Regions from separate parts of the Mus musculus genome. Here all the other regions are linked to region 1. The links are chromatin loops, found by intact Hi-C in ENCODE. Cell type or tissue: left cerebral cortex. All regions are shown on one strand.

Evidence for each region. Hi-C counts contacts between places; a loop is a spot of excess contacts. Peaks named below come from ENCODE experiments on the same cell type or tissue, not always from the same donor. Only the 100,000 strongest peaks of a DNase experiment are listed, where the experiment ranks them.
Region 2: it touches region 1 in a loop (4-fold over the local background); 2 of 42 quality-filtered maps call a loop at or near these places.
Region 3: a loop joins it to region 1, with 7 times the contacts of the local background. A loop is called at or near these places in 11 of 42 quality-filtered maps.

What each region holds. Positions count from the first base shown.
Region 1 is chr13:77,041,770-77,049,769 of GRCm38, reverse strand. Slf1 (SMC5-SMC6 complex localization factor 1) reads left to right here. Exons shown (of 21, transcript NM_134071.3): 18 at 553-683; 19 at 2,568-2,660; 20 at 3,066-3,248; 21 at 5,740-6,682. The coding sequence ends at 6,221. Among named protein-coding and RNA genes, the nearest start is that of Slf1, 90 kb to the left of the region's middle. In left cerebral cortex, a CTCF peak has its summit at 4,207 (motif pointing left); DNase peaks (open chromatin) are centred at 2,051, 2,341, 3,163, 4,192 and 1 more place; H3K4me3 peaks cover 1,017 bases; H3K27ac peaks cover 2,021 bases.
Region 2 is chr13:78,159,484-78,167,483 of GRCm38, reverse strand. It overlaps Fam172a (family with sequence similarity 172, member A), which reads right to left. Exons shown (of 10, transcript NM_001163419.1): 10 at 1,244-3,971. The coding sequence ends at 3,829. All of the region lies in intron 2 of Gm38604 (a long non-coding RNA gene), which reads left to right. Among named protein-coding and RNA genes, the nearest start is that of 3110006O06Rik, 7.8 kb to the left of the region's middle. In left cerebral cortex, a CTCF peak has its summit at 4,339; a DNase peak (open chromatin) is centred at 4,307; H3K4me3 peaks cover 1,747 bases; H3K27ac peaks cover 1,471 bases.
Region 3 is chr13:78,177,298-78,185,297 of GRCm38, reverse strand. Gm38604 (a long non-coding RNA gene) reads left to right here and starts at 6,336. Exons shown (of 3, transcript XR_873690.3): 1 at 6,336-7,791. It overlaps 3110006O06Rik (a long non-coding RNA gene), which reads right to left. Exons shown (of 2, transcript XR_003950646.1): 2 at 2,325-6,347. In left cerebral cortex, a CTCF peak has its summit at 3,612; no DNase peak of the experiment used is centred here; H3K4me3 peaks cover 2,327 bases; H3K27ac peaks cover 2,632 bases.

The DNA of each region.
Region 1 (8,000 bases):
AAAACTCAATTTTGGACCTATAAATAAATAAGATCAGCACTTTTCTTTTACTGTAATACAATGACCATACTTCCTTCCTACTAAGTGCTTCCTGAAAGAAATGAAACTATTAATAAAGTCTTCATAAGAATGTTGTCTGAAACAGAAAGTTCAACTTTGTTATAGGTAGTATAAATAAGGTTTTAGATGCATATGAGATGCTATACTTTCTGAAAATGAAAGACTTCTTGATTGGGAAATCTGGAGGCCTGCACTCTAATGTAACTTTCAGCTTTATTTCCTCTACAAAATCTGATTTACTTAGTTTCCTCCTTGCCCAGCGTTCTACACTCATTACCTTTTTACTGAGCAGTTGGAGATATAGACTAATAAAGTAAAAATTAATGCATCAAAATTTGTTCTCATGTAGCTGACTTTACTCTAAAGGCTGGAAAGCAGTATGATTGAATGAGTTCAAAGCAGGATACATTTTAAAGGAAGAAAAATACTATCTTATGTATGCTGGCATGACTTACTGAAAAACAAGCTTTTCTTGGTTTTCTTTCTTTTCAGAGAGTTAAACCGTGCTAAATGTTCCTCATCATTGAAAAAATTGAAAAAGAAGTCAGAGGAATTGTCATGTTCCAAGGAGAATTGCCCATCTTTGGTTACAAAGATGAATTTTCATAAAACTAATCTGAAAGGTACCCCAAGTATCTGAACTAACTCATATTAAGTACTTTCTGTCCTTGTAGTCAGTATTTGGAAATCTCACACATTTGCCCTAATGAATGTTTAAACTTAAATATTGAACTAAGTCCAGGAAATAGTTTAATGGATAATGTAATATTTTCTTGAACTCTTCTGTATACAGAAGAAGTGGTCATTTAGTAGCTGATGTAATAGACTAGCCCTGCCTTTCTCACCCTGCCTTTCCAGATGCTGTGAGCTCCCTGAGCCCATTCCAGACCTGCCCTTCTTACTTTGCAATTCCACATCAACCTGTGCTGCTTAGAATCAGTGTCTTCTGATTTGAAAGTATAATTCATTCTTCATCTCTTTTCAGTCATAGACATTTTGTGAACAAAGAATGAGGAGTAGGCTATGTTACATAGCTGTGTTAAGCATATGGGCTCCTTTCTTCTAGGCACTGAGCCCAGACAGAAATGTGTTTGGCTTTTGGTTCTAACTGTACAGCAGCCTAAGTACCTAATGGATTGTATTCCAAGAATAGTGCTGTAATAATTTTCTCTCGCACCCCTTTTACTTAGATGTCTTGTAACCTGAAAATATGTTATCTACAAGGGAGCTCTACTTGGATAAACTAAATTGCTAGGTTTATAAGTTATTCTGTTTATAGAATATATCATATGTATTAACTCATGCTATGGATTAGCTCATGAAAACAGTGACAGCAAAGCTTTTATAATTGTTCCATGGGATAGACATTTATATTATGAGCCCATGAAGCTCAAAATATGAAGACTATTCGATGACAATTCAGATATTCACTTCAAAGATCAGTGTCTCTTTTCTTCGTTTTATTGTTCAGAAGTAAAATGAATATGAATGAATTTAGGCTGAATAGCAGGAGTTGGGAGAGAAAGAAAATTGAGAAATGGGGGAGAACTTTGCATGTAGAATAAATGTTTAGTAGAAGTTGCAGAGATACTCTGTAAAATTGAGTAGTATAAAAATGTGCTACCAGTATTTTATATAACAGGAACAAATAATGCCCATGATGCATTTTGTTTCCTATGTAGTCATTGGTAAGTATTTAGCCATTTTCCTTAGTGTCAAATTATGTCTTATATTTTATTAATCTTAGTTCAAGCAGCAGTTGGAAATTTTGACCAACAGCAATTTATTGCAGTCCTCCATCAAAAACTGTGCCATTCTATGTGCTGCTGCTGTTCAGCTTTAAATGGTACTTAGGGACTCTTCAGCGTGTGTGTGTGTGTGTGTGTGTGTGTGTGTGTGTGTGTGTGTGTGTGTGTGTGTGTGTGTGTGGTGTTTATATTAAGATTCTTACATTTCTCCCTCCGTGCGGCTGTAGCCAAGCCAGACAGCCTATTGAGAAGCAGCAAGCCATCTGTTAATGGATTTGAAGTTCTGAATTGTACTTGAGTATGTAGAGGCACTCGTGCTTAGCTAGAAACATTCATTTGAATTAAGCTATAAATGCTGTATAAGAAAGAGCTATACATTTTAGCGTAGATTCATGAATAAATTTAAGAGAGGGCAGTTGCACTTTAAAACTTTTATTGCTACAAACCAAGTATTTCTGGTGTTGTCTGGTCATCTGGGGTTTGTCTAGCAGGACTGAAGCTTTAACCTTGAACTGGGAGAGACAATGGCTGTGTAGAGCTTCCCTTGTAGAATCATTGCGGAGCTGCTGACAGAGCAGAAGCTCTGGGCTACTGGGCTTCCTCCCACCCCACCTCTCCTTCTTCCTTTTCTTGTTTTTAATTCAAGAGATGTTTAAACCAGTCTGGCATGGGTCCAGACCTTCTAGTTCATGGCCTTTGTTATTTTCTTTAGTTGATATCTTGTCTTCTCTGGAATAATCTATTAATTTTTTATGTCAGGGGAAACAGCTCTGCATAGAGTTTGCATAAAAAACCAAGTGGAGAAATTGATTATCCTTCTGTCTTTGCCAGGAATAGACATCAATGTTAAAGGTAAGATCTCTAAGTCTTTGTGTCCTCCTTCAGCATCGTACAATTTGTTATACAAAATAGTTTTATATCGTATTAAGAAAAATCATTTAACTAAATTTACTAAAAATATTTCTAAAATAGTTACTAGCCAAACTGAAATAATTCACTATGTGATAATTTAGAGCTAATAATATAAAATATTTTAGAAGCAATTTTCTGGTCATATTCCAATATTAATGTTTAAAATTTCTTTTTATTTATTTTCATTTTTAAGTAGAAACATGATTACAGTGGGCTCGTTTTCACCAATGCTGTTTTTCATATATGAAGCTCCTACAGAGTAATAGAGGGGACTTGTGGAATATCAATACTTTGCAACCAACAGTACTTCTGCTGTTTTAAAACTTGCCTTAATTTCTAATTTAGACAATGCTGGCTGGACGCCTTTGCATGAAGCCTGCAACTATGGCAACACGGAGTGTGTCCAGGAAATTCTGCAGCGTTGTCCAGAGGTGGATCTGCTCACTCAAGTGGACGGGGTGACGCCTTTGCATGATGCGCTGTCAAACGGACATGTGGAGATTGGCAAGCTGCTTCTACAGCGTGGGGGTGAGTGCGTTCCTGTTACAGGGCTTTCGGGAAATTATCTAGGTTTTTGATGACTTCCTCAGAGGCAGATAATATTTTATATTGAAAAGTCTGTAAGAAAAGGTGCTTTTATTTTATATAAAATATAATGAGAAAGTAAAGACAAAATGTCTCCTAAATACAGACACCTTGTATTAATTGTTGTAAGCACCATTTTATAATATATATATTGTTAAAACCTATTAACATTCATGTATGAAAGTATATTTTTGCAGTTGAAGCTGTTGGTTTTAAATATTGCTTTAACTTAATGTATATGGTATCTTTGTGAAGTGATAATTTCTGAAAGCTTGTTAATAAGTGGATTGAGTGCTTCTTATGACTACTTCGGTTTTCCATTTTTTATTACATATGTATGTGGTGTGTATATATGTATAACTGGCTAAGCTAATATTATCTTTATATGACATTCCTTTATAGAGTATGGAAAAGATAGCCTAAGATATTTTCATTTATATTTACCATCAACTAAGTTGAAGCTGGATTTTCAGGTCATGTTAAATATAGTACAAGGCTTTTATGAAGAGGATAACTTAAGCTTCATACCCATATACTGCTTTTTCTGATTCATTTTTATCTTCAGCAACTCCCCTTTTAGTAACATTTCTGCATCTGAACTATTACAAAATTTTGCTTCAAAATATTCAGACTAATTTGTGTTTTAAAAACGAAACCCTGATAACTAGCTTGTAATATGAAAAACATAAACATTTGTGTGACTATTGGTTTTGTTTGTGTTAATTTTAACTTAGAATTTGATGTGTTTTATACTGTAAATAACGCATTTCATTCTGCATAAAAACAAAAGGCATATTCTCCATGTGCCCTTTTTTTTTCCCTATGAGTATCTAAGAAAGCCTGGATATATTGCATGATGGCTTAAGAGACTTGGTTATTTATAGTCTTCTCCTGCCCCCTAAAGGCCTAAGTGTGTCTGTTTTACCAACACTGTTTCATAATTGATGTATTTTTAGTTCTTCTACCTTCTCTTTTAAATACTACTAGTTTTATAAACCCAATGTTTTTTTTTCTATTAAGTATTCTGTTTTCTTGTACTCAAAGATTTAATCTGACATGCAAGCCAATATTCATTTCTGTATCAAATAATGTAAATTATATCAGAAGTATTCTTTAATGGATTCGAGCTGATTAGCATAGTGTGATATTAGATCAGCTGTGCTGATTTAGCTAACAGAGTCATATGTGGGTTAGTCTCTGATCTAGGAGAGAAAACTAACTTGTACTTAGGTTTGTCAAGGTGCACTGGCTAAATTACATCTGTGTTGTTTTTGTTGTTGTTTGTACTAGGTTGTTTATTTGTTGACTTATCTAGTCAGATTCTGGGTTTGAACCTTTATATGGTTTGACATTATCACTCTGGCAGCTTTATAATCTCTTCATTTCAAGACTTTCAGTCTTGCTAGCAATAATTTCAAGAGTATATATTGCTAAACTTTACTTCAGGTACTTGTAATGTTTTCCAAACAGAAATAAGAAAAATATTTTTCTTTTGTTTTAAGATGTTAACAAAATAATAGATAATACAACTTTCATTTGAAATTTCTTTTTTCCCCACAAATTATATATATGTAGCCTTTATATTTGTGGTTATAGTCATCATTAAGAGTTTTAGCGCTTAATAATCTATTCTTTCTGACGGTACAATGTGTTATAATGTATCCTACCATACTTTCATATTGCTGCTTACATTTCTGTGAGTGACTGCACAAAGGGTTACAAGCTGTGATTGATAAGAGTAAAGAGCACTTCTATACCTTGTTATGGACGGACCATTGCTTTTCACTTCTTGTGTCATCCTCTAATACTCAGGATGAACTTGAGTCCTGAGCATTTCAGTACTTTGCAAGTACTAACTCTGACTATAGCAGGCTTTTTCAGTTTTGGTTTGGTTTCGGCTTTGGTTTGATAGATCAAGTATTGAGTTCAATTTAGAAAATTAACTTTGAAGTTTTTATGACTCCCTTGCCTTTGTGAACAGTAAACATTAGAAGTATAAAATACAAATTGTACTGTATCTGTGAAGGGTCTTTATAGTTTTCACATTGCCAGGTGGTTAGTCAGTAATGGAAAAGAAACTATTTTTTTCCTAAGGTTCTAATTAATGTGTTTTATTAATTTCTTCTGAGAGTACTGGATTTCTTGTTCTTAATTGGCAGCAGGGAAGGTTTTAAAAACTGTTTTCACTTATCATATAGACTATGTTTTAGCAGAATTCATTAGTCAGTTGAGTAGAATTTTCAGTTTGTAAACCCACCTTTATTGGTCTGTATGGGCAATTACAATATATGTAGGCAGCTAATCAGTAGCAAGTATGATGATAAACAGAATCCTGGAAGGCTTTTATTATACTGAGGTGGGGGAAGAAAGCAGCCGTTAACCTGGCAAAATAAAAGTGTTTTACTCTTAACATTTTACATTTCCTTTTTCACAGGCCCAGAACTTTTACAGCAGAGGAACTCTAAGGGGGAGTTGCCCTTGGATTATGTGCTGTCCCCTAAGGACAAGGAAGAACTATTTGCCATTACAAATATAGACGATACAGTGGACAACTTTCATGCTAAGACACAGAAACATTTTTACCACCAACAGCTTGAATTTGGTTCGTTTTTACTTAGTAGGATGTTGATTAATTTTTGTTCAATATTTGATTTGTCCTCAGAATTTATTCTAGCTTTCAAAGGGTTAGGTCATCTAAATGAGTTGCTTATGGCATGCAATAGTGATACAGAAGCCAGCAATGCACATACTGACTGGTTATTGGATGTTTATGCTAGGAATATAAAGACATTAAAGAAGCTCCCAAGTGTTCTTAAAGAGCTGCCTGAGAATCTAAATGTATGTCCTGGAGTGCATACTGAGGCCTTACTGGTGACACTGAAAATGATGTGTCAGTCAATCACAGAGCTGTCATGATGCCAGAAAGTATGAATCAGATGTCTGAACGTGCAACATGCTTTGTCATTTAGTATATCCATAGCTTATGGAAAAAATATTAATTTCAGTTACTCACTGACAGCAAAGTTTCATAGCACTTATAAAACATCTACAGATCTAAAATATGGGCTCAGGATTTAACTCAGAAACATACAATAAGAAAATGAAGTAGTTTTGTTCGGTATAAATGGTTTCACTGATTTTTAAAAAACAGATTTGTTCTTCAAATATTTATTTATATTATATATATAGAAAATTAATTTAAATATTTTTTCAAGTCAAAATGTCCTTTCCTCTGAGTGCTACAGGTCTGAAAATCATGGCAAGGATATTCATTCAAATGTGCTTCTATATACATGTAAAAGTTGTTTGTTCTTTATATTTAAGATGCATTTGCTTTTTTGTGTTTCTAAAATAAACCTTTCTAGGACTTTAAATTATGTTTCATAGTCTTTAGTTGTTTTAAAAAAAAAAAAACACTCACACCCACACACACCCTTTCTCTGATAAAATCAAATCATATTATATTTTGTTCACTTTGAGTATATATATTTAAATGCCTACTTATGTACACTGAAAATTTTTTTAATTGGGTATTTTATTTGTTTACATTTCAAATGTTATGCCCTTTCCTGGTTTCCCCTCTGCAAACCCCCTATCCCATCCCCCCTTACCCTGCTTCTATGAGGGAGCTCCCCCACCCACCCACACACTCCAGCCTTAGCATTCCTCTACATTAGGGCATCAAGCCTTCACAGGACCAAGAGCCTCTCCTCCCATTGATACCAGATAAGGCCCCTTCAGCTCCTTCAGTCCTTCCCCTAATTCCTCCATTGGGGTCCCTGTGCTCAGTCTGATGGTTGGCTGCAAACATCCACATCTGTATTGGTCAGGATCTGGCAGAGCCTCACAGGAGACAGCTGTATCAGGCTCCTGTCAGCAAGCACTTCTTGGCATCAGCTATAGTATCTGGGTTTGGTGTCTGCATGTGGGATGGATCCCAAGGTGGGGCAGTCTCTGGATGGCCTTTCCTTCAGTCTCTGCTCCACTCTTTGTCCCTGTATTTCCTTTGGACAGGAGCAATTCTGGGTTAAAATTTTGGAGATAGATGGGTGGCCCCATCTGTAGGAAGCCGCCCTCACATTCGCCGTTGCAAGATGGCACTGACATCCTGTGTTCTAAGTGGTAAACAAATAATCTGCGCATGTGCCAAGGGTAGTTTTCCACCCCATGTGCTCTGCCTTCCCCGTGACGACAACTTGGCCGATGGGCTGCAGCCAATCAGGGAGTGGCACGTCCTAGGCGGAGGATAATTCTCCTTAAAAGGGACGGGGTTTCGCCATTCTCTCTCTTGCTCTGGCTCTTGCACTCTAGCGCTCTTGCGCTCTGGCTCCTAAAGATGTAAGCAATAGAGCTCTTGCTCTCTTGCACTCTTGCTCCTGAAGATGTAAGCAATAAAGTTTTGCCGCAGAAGATTCCGGTTTGTTGCGTTCTTCCTGGCCGGTCGCGTGAACGCGTGTAAGACCCATCCCTCAACCTGGAGGCCATGCCTAATCTCTGGATATGGTCTCAACAGGTTCTCTTCCCACTGCCCTTTGTTGTGTATTTCAGCTAATATCATCCCCATAGGGTCCTAGGAGGTTCTTGCTTTCCTGTCATCTGGGACTTTCTGGTTGCTACCCCCAATTCCCCATCCCCCATTGCTACACACCTCTTTTTAATTTTCTGACCCTCTGTTCATCTCCTCCATCCCCTCCC
Region 2 (8,000 bases), 1.1 Mb before region 1:
TAAATCAACATCCATCCCTTCTAAGTGTGAGGTTTAAAACTACCATTGTCCCATAAAATATGCAGATTTCAAGATAAATGCTGGAATGCTTTGATAACTACTTCTATTCCTGGACCTCTCTTAATGCACTTTATGCTATCTCCCCCCCCCCCCGCCCCAAAATTCCAGTTGGTGTCCATTCTTCGAGTACAGTGATGGCAGTTGCAGTGGTTTGAATTTAAAATCATCTCACAAAGCTAACGCTTTAGGCGGGATAGTTTTAAGCTCTGTGAAGTGTTGATTAAAAACCCCTCTCCCAGGCCCAAACTTATTATTATTTTTTTTTCCTTTTTGGAGACTAATAGAACATTAGATAAAAGGAAGGTGAACAATTTAAGAGATTCCTCCTCAGTCATTTTATACAGGGAAGGAAAGTATTGCAGTTTTTGAAAGGAGTATGTCTCATATGTCTTAGAGTTTTCTATTTTATAATATTATGCTAGAGAGCATTTAAGTAGTCACCACAATTATCTCCCTTTTTGCCACCCATATTTCAAAAATATAAATATCTCATGTTTTTTAAACCTCTCCCCACATGAGAAAAGTTTTCAAAAAATTACTGTGAAAATTTACACTGTGAAAATTACTTAATAGCAGGCTTTCTTAAATGAATTCAGAGTATAGCTTCCAACAAGAACCTATCAGTTAGCCAATCTATACACTGATTACAACATGTGGGATTCACATGTTTGGATTGGAACTCTAGGCAATACAGTGAAACATGAAAAAAAATCTAGTTTATTAGCAGTGCTAATTTAGTTAACACACTCTGTCACCCAACCTCTCAAAGGAGTGCAAGGTTTAGGAAGGAATAGCTAGCTGTAGCATAAATGTAAACAAGGTAGTTTGGAGCGGAACACACTTTGTGGAGCTTTGCTAGCAGTAGTTGGGGAGCAACTTACCAAGCTCCCTTTGGAAATGTACAGTACTGTTTATTTTATAAAACATTTGAAGACAAGTTTTCTAATTTCCTTGCTAAGAAGGTATTTGTATATTGAGGATATGTGGTAAAAATGTTACCTACAAGATATATGTGAGCTTGTGACTCAACTGAAGTTAGGATATTGCCTTACATCAGTAGTAGCAGTAATATTATGTCTTATAATACTGGTGGCCCTGGCCCAGTCACCCGGCTAGCTTTCAGTCTTAACAGCCTCTGTGCAGTTGGTGAAAAACGAACTGAGGAGGAAGACAGAAGACACAGTTGCTTTGTTGGAAAATTTTATTTTAAAATGGTAAACAAGATTATAGGAGGTCCACACTTTATTATTTTTGACATATAAACAAACAAAAATGCATTTCAGGAAGCACAAGGCAGAATTGTGAGAAAAGAACAATTATTACACGTAGATGGTCTAGCAAACATCCATGATGACTTCCAAGGACTGTGTGTTAGGTACCCGAAAAAGCTCCAAAGCTTGAATCAGACTATTTTGAATTTCCAATTTATGTCTCTTTCCATCTATTTACTTTAAGAACTAAGTATAAGATTTATTTTTAAAAAAGCTCACACCTTACCTTTCTACCACTGTGTGCCTAGAATAAAAATAGGGAGAAGGCCAGATGAGAAATATTAACCCTGGCCTCCCTGTAGGCAGGGTACTGCCAAGTGCTTGTTGTTATCCCAAGAAAGCTGAGGTGAATAACATCCTTACACATATACCAACAGCAACCCAATCAACAGGTCAAGAAATCCTACATTGTAAAGAATCATTTGTCACTCATCAGCTGGTGATCTGGGGTGCTGCGCCTGGCTCCCTCTGGGTTGCTATAGCACAGATTCAAAAGTAGTAACAGACATTTACAAAATGTAACTTTGTAAATAGCTCTCTGCTAGACAGAAGACAAGGTTACAATCCAGTGACAGTAAAGTACTCATCCCAAGGAAACAGAGACTTTCTCTGAATAAGGTTTAAGAGTTGCAGAGAGGAACCCGGAGGGCAGGAGCAGGATACTTTTGTTTGGTTCATAAGCTGAGCACTTTAACTCTGCTTTAATTTAGCTGCAGAAGTCTAGCAAATTTAGCCCTGCATAGGTTTTTCCAACCTCTACATGTTGCAAACTCACTTTCTTGTGAACATTTTCACATACTGAAAACACCAGACAATTTATAACATTTGGTAAAATATAATCAATGCACACCAGTGTTTCAAGCCCAGTAACTGGAAAGATATTATTTTCACAGAGTTCACCAATCCTTCTAAAAGCAGAAATGTAAAGGGCCACTATGACAGTTCAATGTGCTTGACACTGTTGGAGTAACATATTTAAACTGCCCAAAAGCTGGAGAAAGCCCCATTTTGGTTTTTCCTAAGGTACTTCTGCCTAAGTAATGTCAGGAGATGCCCAGCCATGGCACTGAGGACTTTACTGTCCTTACAGAATTACTGAATGTATGCATGTGCAAAGAGCATGACATGTTACCAGTTTAAACCTTGCTAAAATCAGTTCATGGGATGAGAGTATTCCTCATGAGGTGGCTGAGCTCAGGTTTTCTTCCCTGTCATTAGCAACTCAGACTCATTTTGCTTATACTGTCTCAAGGTCTCAAACAAGGTAGACAAATTACTTATTGCATTCATTTTAAAAAGGATGGATGTATTAAATCACAATCTCACCATGCACTGGATATAACCTTCACTAATTAAAAATTTCAAGTAATTAATGTCTAATGCTTTAATTCAAAAGCCAGTAAAATGTCAACTTATTTTATCTTCCGCGTTGGCCTTACTGTTGGAATTACAGGGCAGCGCCCTATCACAGGAAGAGAACAGTAAACATTTTGGCCTCAAAAGAGCAACCCATTCACACTACGCCTCTCTTTTCCTACTGCAGATGAAAACTGAAGCACATTAACCCTACTTGGACTTTTGGAAGAAAGAGGTTATGTAGTTTTATTTTCTTGATGATAGTAAAAAAGTCCTGCATCTGACAGGGCACGCTACAAGAAAGGTGAAAGTACAGGTTGTAAGGATCAACAGCCACCACCATCACCCTGCATTGGCGCACACATCGTGTTATATATTTTAATAGTAAGGTCAGTTCTTATAAGTAACTGGAAAATTCACTGAACATGGAGACTTATACCTACATCTAAAAGATCTGTTTATATTTTCCTTTCGACATTCCCTCCTGAAATCAGAGACATAAAGACTGGAGTTCAACTGGGCACAAATGAGGATTCGGATTCGGTACTTCATGTACAGTTTTTTTTTTTTTGGGGGGGGGGGTTGAAGTGAAAATAAGTCGTTATAGGGAGAAAGAACTTGTACTCCCCAAACTACATAGTCCATCATGTTCTGAATTTAAAGTTGGCATTTTTAGGACTCGAGTGTGTGGCTTTGTGTAAAAGACAGAGGCTCATTAGATGACCTGAGGAAAAAACCTGGTTAAAATCAAGTTTGAGGTTTAGAATAAAAGCTTGCTGGGTTTAAAGGGGATTAAAAATGGGCACAATTGAGGCTGGGCAGCGGCGACCGCGCTGCAGCGGGCGGTAGGACCGCGCAGACGCCGCTCGGCCAGCCGCGCCCGCGGATCAGCCGGGCAATTAGGAGCGCCCGGCGCTGGCACTCCCGGCGCTTTCAGCCTCGGTCGCCGGGGCCCACAGTGCGAGGCCCGGCTCAGCCGCAGGCAACTCGGCCGCTGAAGCCATATTGCTTTGACAGTTGCACTCATCTAGAAATAATGCAAAACGCTATTTAGACGGACACATCACGACCCTGCGCTGGAGAAAGAAAGCAATCTAATGGGGGCCAGGAGGCTACGGGCGGCGGGCGGGCGGCTGCGCGCTCACAGCTCCTCGTGCTTGATCCGGTGCGAGCGCCGCGTCAGGGCCGGCTTCTGCGAGCTGCTCTTGGCCTCCGAGGCTTCCGCGAAGAACTTGAAGATAGACGGGAAGCTCTTCCAGGAAGTGAGCTCGTGACGGTCGGTGCCTGCGGAAACACACACCGGGTTACGAGGGGTCGCACGGGTGTGTGGCCGGAGGCGAGGAGCCCACCCTCCAGGCGACTGCACCGCCGCCGGCGAGCTCGCCTCCCGCTCACCCGCCCAGGTTCCGCCTGTCCCTGGTGTCCCCGGGGCGCGCCACCTAGCGCGCCCCCACCCCCGCCCTTCCTCGCCGGGCTAAAACTTGCTCCCGGGGCCCCAGAGTTACGGCCCGGAGCTCCTGGGGCCCCGAGGCCCTCAGGGCCAATCCAGTAGCTCAGCGGGAAGGGCCACTCCCTCTCCCGCCCAGAAACCACCCACCTCTCCAGGCCTGGGATTGGTTTCCCCAGCGTGCAGGATCCCGATTCCACCACACCCACCCCGGAGCGCCTCGGTGTCTTGGCTTCCCAGGCAGAATGGGGGGGAATAGTTCTTTTTCTGGCCTGTCCTAGTCTCTGATGTTGGACACGACTGTCTCAGTGAGGTCACTGGGATCAAATCACTGGAGATATTTAATGAAAGGACGGATTCAAAAGGAGACCAGGGGCCTTGAAAGTATCCTAGGCGGGCCACATGCTTTACAGATTTTAGAACAAATCTAGAAAAGCCAGACAAACCCTGTTTCAAAGCAGAACCACTGAAAGAGCATTTAGGCCCCCTCTTCAGTCGGGGAATTCAGAAAAACGTTAGATTTTCAATTTACCAGGTTATTTTACTACAGTTTCTCTCTGTGGTTTTAATATTGGGTTGAATATTATACACTATTCTTCAAACCAAATGGAACCTTTAGTTTGTGAAAAAGGAAGCAGGTAGCATGTAGGCATGGGAATACACGAAGAAATAATATGGGCTTAAGAAAAAAAATATTTGTGATAGCATATATAATTTAACCAATAACTTCATAATCAATTTTTTAATTAAAATAAAAATAATTACAAATCCTCCCTCATAGACATTAGGAAACAGTTGAAATCTCAACTGCAATCACTCAATTATGCAGAATCTGCTTGGAAGTCTCTGAATTCAGGGCCTCTGATACTTTAACATTGTTAATGATAATTCTTTAGTCTGTAATAGTAGGTCATTGCTATGGTTACTCTACAATGGTGCAACACTTTGCCTTCCCCCTTCAGCTATTCGCTGAGACCTGGTAACCACATTTGTTGCCTAGCAACAGCTTTGTGACAGTATCACAATCTGGGAGATATAACAATAAAGATGCTATGGCTGCACTTGGTTGGCCAGAGAGCAGAAAGCTACAAGTTTGTGCATGTGACTTAGCTGTGGGAGCTGTCCCTACTGGAGAACTCATTTCTTGCCAGGTGCCCTTCACAATGATGTCTTCGCCCCCTCTTCTCTGGCCTTGTGAACTTGTTCTTGGAACTAAGATCCAATATTGAAGTCATCCTCTGGAGACAGAGCCTCCTATAGCACTGTATCTACACTGAAAAATGAGGTCATTTCTCTATTTGCTTACACATTTCTGGAAAAATTCAATTTATTCAGTGGAAGGAATTGGTGAGTAGGTGTTTCACTGGTAAGTCTTAAAGGGCCTGAATAAATTCTAATAATTCTTAACAGAATTCTTAGGAAAAAGTCGGACTTCACCAGTATGTGTGCAAAATTACAAGTTCTTTAAAACACATGAAACATGTTGATACCATTATTGTATTTTGTTTTACTAAGTTTGTCAAACGATGCCCACCATGGATTCCTTTGAATTTGGAGGGAATTATATTCTTAAAACACAAGTGTACAGTTCTAGACATCCTCAAACATGTCTATTTCAAGTAAATGTCATGAATATTTCTAGAAGAAGGCCCTGTCTCTGGGAAGGTTTACGAAGAGTTTGTCTTTTTCTGTATGGTCTACAATCTGCTTTCAGCTCAGTACCAAGTATCAAATTGCACTCCTGATGACAGACTAGTTAATCCGTATTTGTTCTTTTTGAATGACCATCCTCAGATGCAACAGCTATTCCTAAGCACCGAGTGTCCCCCAGTATTAGCTGTCTTTCCTTCCCATATCCTAACCTGCTCACATCTACCATTTGTCCATAAGATCAGCTACACCTGCCAGTGGTGACCAGGTGAGGATCAATTTGTAAAGGTCGTGGGAGTCTCCTCTCACAGTTCCTCTTACTCCTTAAAAACCAATTCAGTCTATGACTCTGGAGAGACTTTGAGTCAATGGGCTCAAGCAATTTTATCCCCCACTTCCCTAGTGACAATCTTTCTGAAGGATGAACAAATGTCCTTGATGATAAAAATCACTCCAAAATTCTTTTTGGTTTTGGCTTATGACAACTCTCTGCACGAGCAGTCTTGCTCTGAAAAGACCATTGTGCAAAGGAGAACTGGGTACATGCAGTTGTTCTGAGCATCTACTCTTGCAAATAAAGATGAAATAATTAGATTTTATGCTTTTATCAGAAGAGGGACAATCAGTAAGTAAAGCAGGTTGCCAGCTGAATTACCTACATTAGGTAACCGAGTTAGGGCAGGGAACAAAGAATTCTTTCCAAAGTAAAGTTGGTAAATTATACACTGAAGTGTAATATAAAATTTTATTAGAAAATATAACATCTTAGATATAGAGTTACAGGCAATTAGTGACTGCTGAAATAGGGTGAAAAATCTGTCTTCCACTGGGGCATGCCCTTGCTAAGTTATTCAGTTCCAAGCACACACACACACACACACACACACACACACTCACAAATACATGCATGTGTACATTCAAGCAGTACTAGATGTCTTGACAGCCTCTATACACACATCCATGCAGCAATAATAAAGAAGAAGTCAAAATTTGAGGATAAGGGGGTAACATGGAAGGAGTTGGAATGGGAGGAAAGATGGGTGGAAATGCTGTGAACAAAACACTCATGTATGAAAATTTGGAAGTACATGTATGAAATTATCCAAAAACTTTTTTAATTTAAGAAATTCTTAAGTTTTGGAAGTGGTCATTGTGCATGTGTTCATGTGTATGCAAGATTGTGTGTGTGCATGTGAAGGCAGAGAAGGGCCTTGGGGGTTCTTTCTCAGGCACTCTCATTTGCTTTGTTTTGTTTTGTTTTGTTTTTGAGACCAGGTCTTTCATTGGCCTTGGGGTAAGCTGGCCAGCTGCTGAATTCCATGGCTCTGCCTGTCTCACTCTGCCCTTCCAGTGCTGGGATTACAAGTGCATGCCATCATGTCTGACTTTCTTTTATGTGTGTTCTGGTGATGAAACTCAGGCTCTTTTGGTTGAAAGGCAAGCATTTTATCAATGGAGTCATCCTCCTATCACTGAAAGTGAATTTTTAACATTCATAAGTAGCATTTGGAAGATACATAACTACAGTCATGTCAGTCTTGGTTTGCACACATCAGTGGGGTTAGAGAATTGGATTAGCTGTTAAGCACACTGTTGCTCTTGCAGAGGACTGAGGTTCTTTTCCCAGGACCCACATGGTAGCTAACAACCACCAGTAATTCAAGCTGTAGTGAATATAACACCCTATTCTGGCTTTTGTGGGACGTGCAGTGCAGAAATAAATTCAGGCAAACACCCATACACATAAATGAAATGAAAATAAACCTTAAAAAATTCCACTGAATATTTTGATAAATTAATATGAAAACCTGCAAAAATAGTGCTCAAAGAATGGCCACTTAAAATATTTATTTTCAAATAATGTGTAAGCATGTGTCTGGGTATGTGCATGTGAGTGCATGCTTATGAGCCAATAAAACAAGCCTTTTTTTCATCAGGTTGCTCTTATTTGGGAAAAAAAGGGAAACTAAGATACCAGCCTATATTCTTGTTCACGTGACCTTAATGCATGTTTTTTCCCCCCTCTGTAGAAACACATATAAATGCAATACTGATGTAGCTGCAAAAATCTTGGTCAAAAATATTTTGGCAGATGTATACTGTTTTGAAGTTGTAACCCACTTTTTTCCCTAGTATTTGTTTTAAAAAGTCAAAAATAGGGGGCTGGAGAAATGGCTCTGTCTTTAAGGAGACCTGAATTCAATCTCAGAATCTGC
Region 3 (8,000 bases), 1.1 Mb before region 1:
TAACAGAGGTGACTGCTACTGACACCAAATGGCTGGAGAGCGAAGGGTGGAGTGGACAGTGGGTGGAACAGACCCAAAGTTGCTGGGTAGCCTTTCTTCTCGGAAGTTCTCCCTGCTAACTCTCCGCCATGAAAGCTTCAACAACCTGAGGTAGGTGGAGAATAGGGAGTAAAAGGTGGAGTCCTTTCTGGAGATGGGGACCAGAGATTTGGATTTGAGAGATACTCTGACAAAGCCTCACCTAGTTCCAATTGGCCAATTTCTCCTTCTGGGGCCGATCACAGAGTAACCAAAATGTAAATAGTAACGTGATGGGTTGGGGGAGGAGGCAATGCATTTATTCTGTGTGTTGAGGGGAAAAGACTGCACGTGGTTTCAATTTTGAAGCACAAAGAAATAACATGCAATGCAGAAAATAGGTTTATGAATGTAATTGAGAGGAAAGAAAACAATTAACACGGTGGAAGGTTGCACATCGGAATCCCCACCCCTTGCTTTCATTTCTATCCGAATTGGAGAAATCCGGATCATGTAGAATAGAGTGGATCTAGGCAGTCGGATCCTGCGGACAAGAGAACCCCTGATGGGAATCTTAGTGATAGCTAAATAATGATGTCTAAACGTCTTCCAAACTGCTAAGGCCTCATCTAACCGGCTGACAGCAAGGGATCAAATCCCCAAGTCTAGACTATAAAATACCCCCCAATTGTGGAGAAGAGAAGAGAAGAGAAGAGGGGGAGAGTGTGTGTGTGTGTTTGTGTGTGTGTGTGTGTGTGTGTGTGTGAGAGAGAGAGAGAGAGAGAGAGAGAGAGAGAGAGAGAGAGAGAGAGAGAATATCTAGGGGTTTCTTTAAGACAGACCAAGCTAGTCTCTGCAAACTAACCTATTGTGTTGATTTAGGAAGACATTTGCTGTATATAACATTTAAGGCTGATAATATCATTGCACAGCCAGATAAATAAAGCTTTGGCCTAATGATGGGGTCAGCGATCGATCTCTGGGCTCAGAGGAAAAAGGCCAGAGAGGCAGTCGGGCAGGATGCTCTGTCTGTGTGCCTGTCAGCCAGCTTGCAGGACCCCAGTGTGTGTGAGCATCAGTGTGTGAGAAAGCAAGAACCAAGTCTTGAGCTGGCCAAGAGGCTCATTAGCATTCCTAACCCATGGACCTATGCTGACAACTAACAGAGATATCCCTCTCACCACTGGGCCCTTTCTCCTTTTGTCTTCAGAGCTGGAAGAGGGAAGAGAAAAAGATTTCTCAGTAGACGCTGGAGCCTAAACTTTTATATGATTGTTAAGAGGTCGTGTGTGTGTGTGTGTGTGTGTGTGTGTGTGTGTGGTGAGAGAGACGCCTACCAGTATTTTTCATCATCTTTTAATAACTTTATTTTTTGTTACTGTTATTGTTTTTCTCTGAAAATGCATAACACTCTTGTTGAAAGTCCAGGTTTAAATAAAAGAGAAAATCCCCTGGAACTGCTTTGCCATCCCTCCTTGTTGAAGGAAGGATGCTGATGCGTTTTGCTCCCAACACACATGTTGTGTGGAAACCTGTGCTTTACAGTTTGCTGGTTACAGATAGCTGGGACCCAGCACATGGGCCGCTTGAGCTTTGTCTCTCTCCTTTCTTCTGCTCGGTTTGGTATCCTAGACACCCTGCTTATTAGTTTCTATTCCCTGCCCATCGTTTTAAGGTAAAGTACATTTTTCAACAGTTTCAGAGATTCGAACAGTATTAATTCAGGAAAGCATAATTGTAAAATTATACTCACTTGTGCAGTTTTAATTGTCCTTTTACTTAAGGGGTAGGGTCTTTAAAAAAAATTACTAGGTCTCCCAGAGACAAATATGTATCCACTGGACTATCCCACATTCTGTTCCTTGAACTTCATAGAGCTGGCCAGATAGCTTTGCACACTGGAGTATACAAGTTATCCCATGTTGACAGATGTTTGTCACTTAGTAACTTCTTTCCAGCTTCCCCCCCCCCTCCCCTGAGCCTTCTTTCCAGCCTGCTTTGTTGTTTTAAAATATGCACGTCTCTCACTAGAATGCTAGTCACGAGCCAGTGCAAACTTTGTGTCCAACCTCCCACATGAAATGATCCTGTTAGAAGAAACTGGATATGTCTCAATCTGCACTTCACTCAGAGCCTCTTGGTCCTGGCCACTGTGAGTCCCTGGTCCAGGATCCAAAGTAACTCAGCAGAAACAAACTTCCAACTAAAAATCCCCTCGAATGTCTCCCAGGGAAGAAATATAGCTCCTATAATTACAGGAGGCTACCGCCGGAGGGGAACGCAGCCCGCAGCCAAAAACCAAGAAAGTAAGAATTTTATTTATTTGCTGATTGAGCCTGGATTGTCATGGCCGACAGGTTTACCCACACTGAAGTCTCAGGTTTGTTCTGAGTGTACAGGTGAGAGGGAAAGGAGGGAAAGAGGTGCATGGCAAGAAGTAGAAATAATGAGAGAGACCAGGCCAACTGGGAAAAAGTGATCTCTGCGGGACAGCATAGACGCAATAGAGGTAGTTCCTACCAGTGGACTTAAGAAAGAAAAACAAAACTTGTAGCTGAGTAATATGAGGCGGGGGGGGGGGGGATTCAGAAGAGACGAGGTTGTAATTATAGTAACCGCTTAAATAAGGGGTATCATCAGGAAAGAGAAGACTTGAGCTGCTTCCCCCAGAAAAGTAATGTGACAGGGAAAATTATTAGCTATGTTGTGTGTGGCAATTCAGTAGGGGGGTGGGTTATGGAGGGACGAGTTAGAAAAAGGAAGTTCCTGGGTGCAAACCAAAACTGCATTGTAGCCAGGAGCCCTCCAGCCGGCTTGTAGAGGTTGCTTGGACGTTGTGGTGCGAAATCGTCCCTAGAAGTGCTCTTTGAATCTCATTTTCCCCTGGTTTCATCCGAAAGAGCTGGTTCTGTCACTAGACCCCTGCACAGGACTACTCTGCGCCCCACCTTGTGGACCACCCCACAAAAGGGAGTGGTGACGGTTACTAGCTTCAGAACAGAAGGAGTACCCATGCTGGGAGGCTCGTTTCTATGAATAAGGCAAAAATTTAGCACTGATGAAAAACACATGATTCTCTCTCTCTCTCTCTCTCTCTCTCTCTCTCTCTCTCTCTCTCTCTCTCTCGCTCTCTCTCTCTTTCTCTCTCAGTTACTCTCTTTTACTGCTATGAAGTGACGTCAGCAGTGCCTGCCCTATCCCCGTGGAAAGTAAGAAAAGGGGGGGGGGGTGGAAGATGGGAGCAGGAGAGAAGCTAGAGAAAATGAGAAAGAAGAGCTGCGGCAAGAGGAAGGGGCTGCTGGGAGGGGCAGATAATGGAGATGTACATTTGACACGTTTTGGCCAAAATTCCATCAAAAGTGGCAAAACCCGATGTTTCCGAAGCTGGTGATTGATAGAACACCTTTCCTTGCTCCCATCCGATCTACATGTTCTAACATATGGAAAGCTTACAGGCCGTGTGCACTTATAGAAGCCGATAATGCATTAGCTCTCAGCAATATTTACAGCACCGCTTTTAATACACACCAGATGGTTCGCGACTGTGCCGCCTCAGCCAGCTCACTCCTCGATTTTACTCGGCGGCACTTTGTTGCAATTACACTCCATGCTGAGACCAATTTTATTGGTGACCTATTTTTCATATTTGCAGCATTTTATGTTAAAGCCCTCCTCTCTGGCCTTTTTGTAAAGGGCAGCACTCAGGAAGGGAGAGTTTAGGATGGCGTTGCTGAGGGGCTGTGCAGGTGTATATTAATATTTATCATGATGTTACATACCTCGGATTTAAGTGAGCAAACCCGATAGACATAAGTACTCCGGTCATTATGTTTGCTCACTCGCCCCCTGTTTGCCAGACCCCCACGGACTGTCTACGCGGCGTACTTGCCTCGGAGTCAATACATTGGGCCATAAATATTGTATTCCATTAATTATCACGCCACTGGCTTATCCTGGGCGCCGGCGTCCTCGAGCGACGCAGGGCAAATGAGGACGCTTCCGGAGCGTACTTCTCGGCTGGGAACCCCGCTGAAATTTCCGTGGTGCCTGGGAATTCCGAGCCCCGCTGGCCTGGGGCGGGAGCTGGAGGTGGGGGGAAAGAGGAGGGGGAGGGCGGGGCGGCAGGAGAAGGCCCCAGCCGCCAGGAGCGCTCAGTACCTGTTATCTTACCACGCAGAAGGCCTCAGGGAGAATCCCATTTGGCACGCCGGGAAAGGCTTTCAACTTTATCTCCCGCCATGTAAATATCCCCGAGTGCCCGATTGGGAGACTTTGTTTTGCACAGAACAATATAAATATCCCATTTTCTACAGCACAGGTGCGTCTTCTTTCCCAAACTCTTTTTTTCCTTCTTCTGTCGTTTTTAACTCTTCATGCCCCCCCTCCATTAAAAAAAAAACAGATGTTTACTTTATTGATATAACCTATATCGTAGTTAGGCCGAGAATAATATGTTTCAACTAACAGTCATTTAGCAAATAATAGAGGCGTTCTGGATGCCTTCCAATGTTACACATGTACTTGGTCATAAAATGATACGTGAAAAAATTAACATCTGCTTTCCAAAAATAAAGTGTGCCAAGTAGCTTTTTATGAATGCTTTCCTCATTTTAGAAAGAAATATGGAGAGATAAACTGACACCCAGATAATTAGCATATTTATAATAGTTTTAGGGCTTAAAGGTTGCTTCTCCACACAAGCCATTTCAAACCTACCTTTAAAACTACTTAACCCTAGACATTTGAATTCTGAAGAGCATTCCATATTTTACTATTTAAAGAGGAATTTACTGTAATTTAATTGTGTATCCAGGCGGAACTATATGTAAAGCCAGCTTCATGGCCTCAGCGCAAAAGAAACTCGCTCATCTTCTGTTTACCTAGTTCCTCAGCAAGGTTCCCAGGCTCTTAGGAAGGCTAGGTTGGGAAGTTCTTTTTCTTGGGTTCTTTTTGTTGTTGTTTAATTCCACTATTAGGAAGTGGGGCCTACCTTTGAATTATTTCATTAGGATTTGGCCTTTTGGGGGAAGGGGTGGGAACCATAATCATTAGTGCCTTTTTTATTATTATTTTTTCTACAGTAAATGGCTAGATTTTTTGTTGTTGTTGTTGAGTAAGCTGCTAGAATGTTGTGCAGATGTTCCACTCAGAGCAGACCTGACCCTCTCTTTCCACCCATGCAAGTCACTTAAACTCTCTGACAGTTCATTTGCTCAAGGCCCATCTTCTGTATGTGTCGGATATATCCTTTGAAATTTCCACCTGGTTACACACACATGCACCTACCACACACTTTAAACACACACTCCCATCCACTGAGTCGTTGAGCCTTGTACAGGACTGCGGTGGGAGAATTGAGGGTGGAATGGAACGGAGGGAAGTCGGCCCAATGGTTATGCCCAGTGCGCAGAGGCTCGCCCTCCACTGGGCCCCTAGCTCCTTTGTGCCTTTGGTTCAAAACTTTGGAGGTGGCCCAAGTAGCTTCCTCTAAATGGCTGGGAATCTTGATTTGTTAAGTGCTTCGGGGCACCCACCCAACGAGTTTCAGGGCCTTCCTAGGAGCCGAAGCAAAACCAGGGTTGCAGGATTGTCCAGTTGGTTCATCCTTCTGGGTCTCGCCTCTCGGCTCCAGCCCTGGAAGGGGACGGCGGTGCTTAACAAAGGGCCCTGCGGGGGCTCGGAAATCAGGCACGTGACGAGCGAGCGCGCGCAGGGTCGCTGTCCCGCAACCGGGAGGGGCTGCAGCCAGGGTGCCTGATAGCCACCATAAAAAGAACTGCCCGGCCCTCAGCGGTCCCAGGGTTGGGCCGGGGTGAGAAGTTCCCGTCTGGCTCAGCCAAGGAGAAGCTGCATCTCCCATCTCTCCAGCACTTGGAAGAAACTGTGTGTGCGGCGCGGGGAGGGCTGCGGAGTGGGCCAGAGCCGCACGGCCGAGCAGGGCCCGCTGGTGTGTTGGTGCCGGGGTGGGGTGGGGGGACGTTGAAGAAACAGTTCTTTCTGAGTGACAGGACCCCTTTTCAAGGGCAAATGGGTGAGGGGCATCCTAATATGAATAGAATTTTCAGTGTTTCACAGTTCTTCTCCCCCTTGTAGGTATTTTTTTCTTTTTTTCATTTTTCTTTCTTTTTATTTCGTGTTAAGTTGGAAGCGCCTGGCTAAACATGTCTTGTGTGTCAGTAGTGTGAGCCATTCACTTTTTTAAAAAAAATCTTTTTGGGTTGGAAAAAAAATACTGCAGCCAACATGTTAGCATGTTTTTGTGTACTCAGTGACTGGAGCAGCCGCAGAGGAGTCGGGATCTCACCCAAGGATCCTGAAAGATGCTATATCTGGAAAGAAAAGACAGGGACATCTTAAAAAAGTTCTCCGTGATCCTCATAGCAAATCTGGTCACATCTTGATTTTTTTACAGAAAAGATACAGCATCCTAATTTCTCACTGGAAAGCCTGTAAATTGATATTAGATATCTCTGTGAGAAATCACAGTGGCCAAGAAAACCTTATCTCACAGGAAGATTTCTTCAAAGCCCACTTCATCACATTTAGAGACACTATTGTTATGTCCATTCCCAACCTTAGCTATGGAAGACCATGCTTTAGAGAGGAAAAAAACAAAAACAAAAACAAAAACAAAAACGTTTAAAGTAGATTTGAACTCACATTTGTTTGTTGTTGTTATCTGTAAGAGCAGAAGAACTGATGGGAGAAGTTTTAAAAGTGTGTGAAGCAAAGGACACAAAGACAGTTTATCAGTGAAAAGAAGAAAGTGGCCTTTCTATTGGGGACTAAAGAAAACCCAAATGTAGATGAAGTGTTTCCACAAAAGCTGCTTCAAAGTCCATCTCTTTCCCTTGGGCTCAGTCATCATCCAAATGTGATAGCTGGCAGTTCTTCGTGGAGGTAAGGTGGCCATGGATGGGGAGTCACACAGAGGAAGATCCCTGCACTATAATGTCAGACATTTTAACTAACAACCTAGTGATATCACAGGGCTCAGATTCAACTACTCCCCCTCCAAACAGTGTCCACTAAAATAATGTCTTCCCTTGCTTGGTTACTTGACTTAATAGGGACCTTAGTCCTCCTTTTGACTTTGCTCAGCAAGTTGGTGTATGTTGGGCCAAATTCTTAATAGTAGTAGTAGTAATAGTAGTAGTAGTAGTAGCAGCAGCAGCAGTAGTAGTAGTAGTTGTTGTTTTCTACCATTTTGTGCTCAACTCTGCTTAATTTTCTACTTATTTTTGGACCTCAGCCTTTTTGGATCACAAATGTCCCCACTAGTAACACAGCAATAAATCTGAGCAAAAATAAGACAGATTTCCTCATCGATGTGTAATAAAGTTAAAGGACATTGTTTTGTCAGACAAGCGCTAAGTAGAAAATAAATCTCAGAGTCTGGGGAAACAAAACGGAGCGCTGCTGGCATGTGTGTAAATTTACTTTTAAAAGCAATAAATCAATGTTAAATTAAACAGCTGGGTACCCTGTGTAGGAGAAGCTTCCATGTTTAAGAAGATCTTGATGGGAGAAATGTGCTATTTAACATCACACACACACACATACACACATACACACACACACACACACACACACACACACACACACACACACTTAGATTTTTGTGCATATCCAGAGGCAAGCCGTTTCTGACACTTCCCTTGAACTGCAGGGAGGTAGAGAAAAAAGAACAGAGACTATGAATGGACTCTACAATCCATCCTCAGAATCTGACATATTTCCAGGGATAAGAAACGAGGAGACTTTGAACAACTGGTATAGACTTTTTCTAGCTTAGTTCTGAAATCATCTCTATTTACTGGTTTAGTTTGTTGGATATGTTGTGGTTATTTTGTTGCTGTTGTTGCATATTTTTCTGTAAATAATTTAACCTGAAGAAATATTATAATGAACATATTTAGCATTTTGTTTCTGATGCTATTATTCTTGATGTGGCTGTTTTACACAGCAAATAACAAATTAAA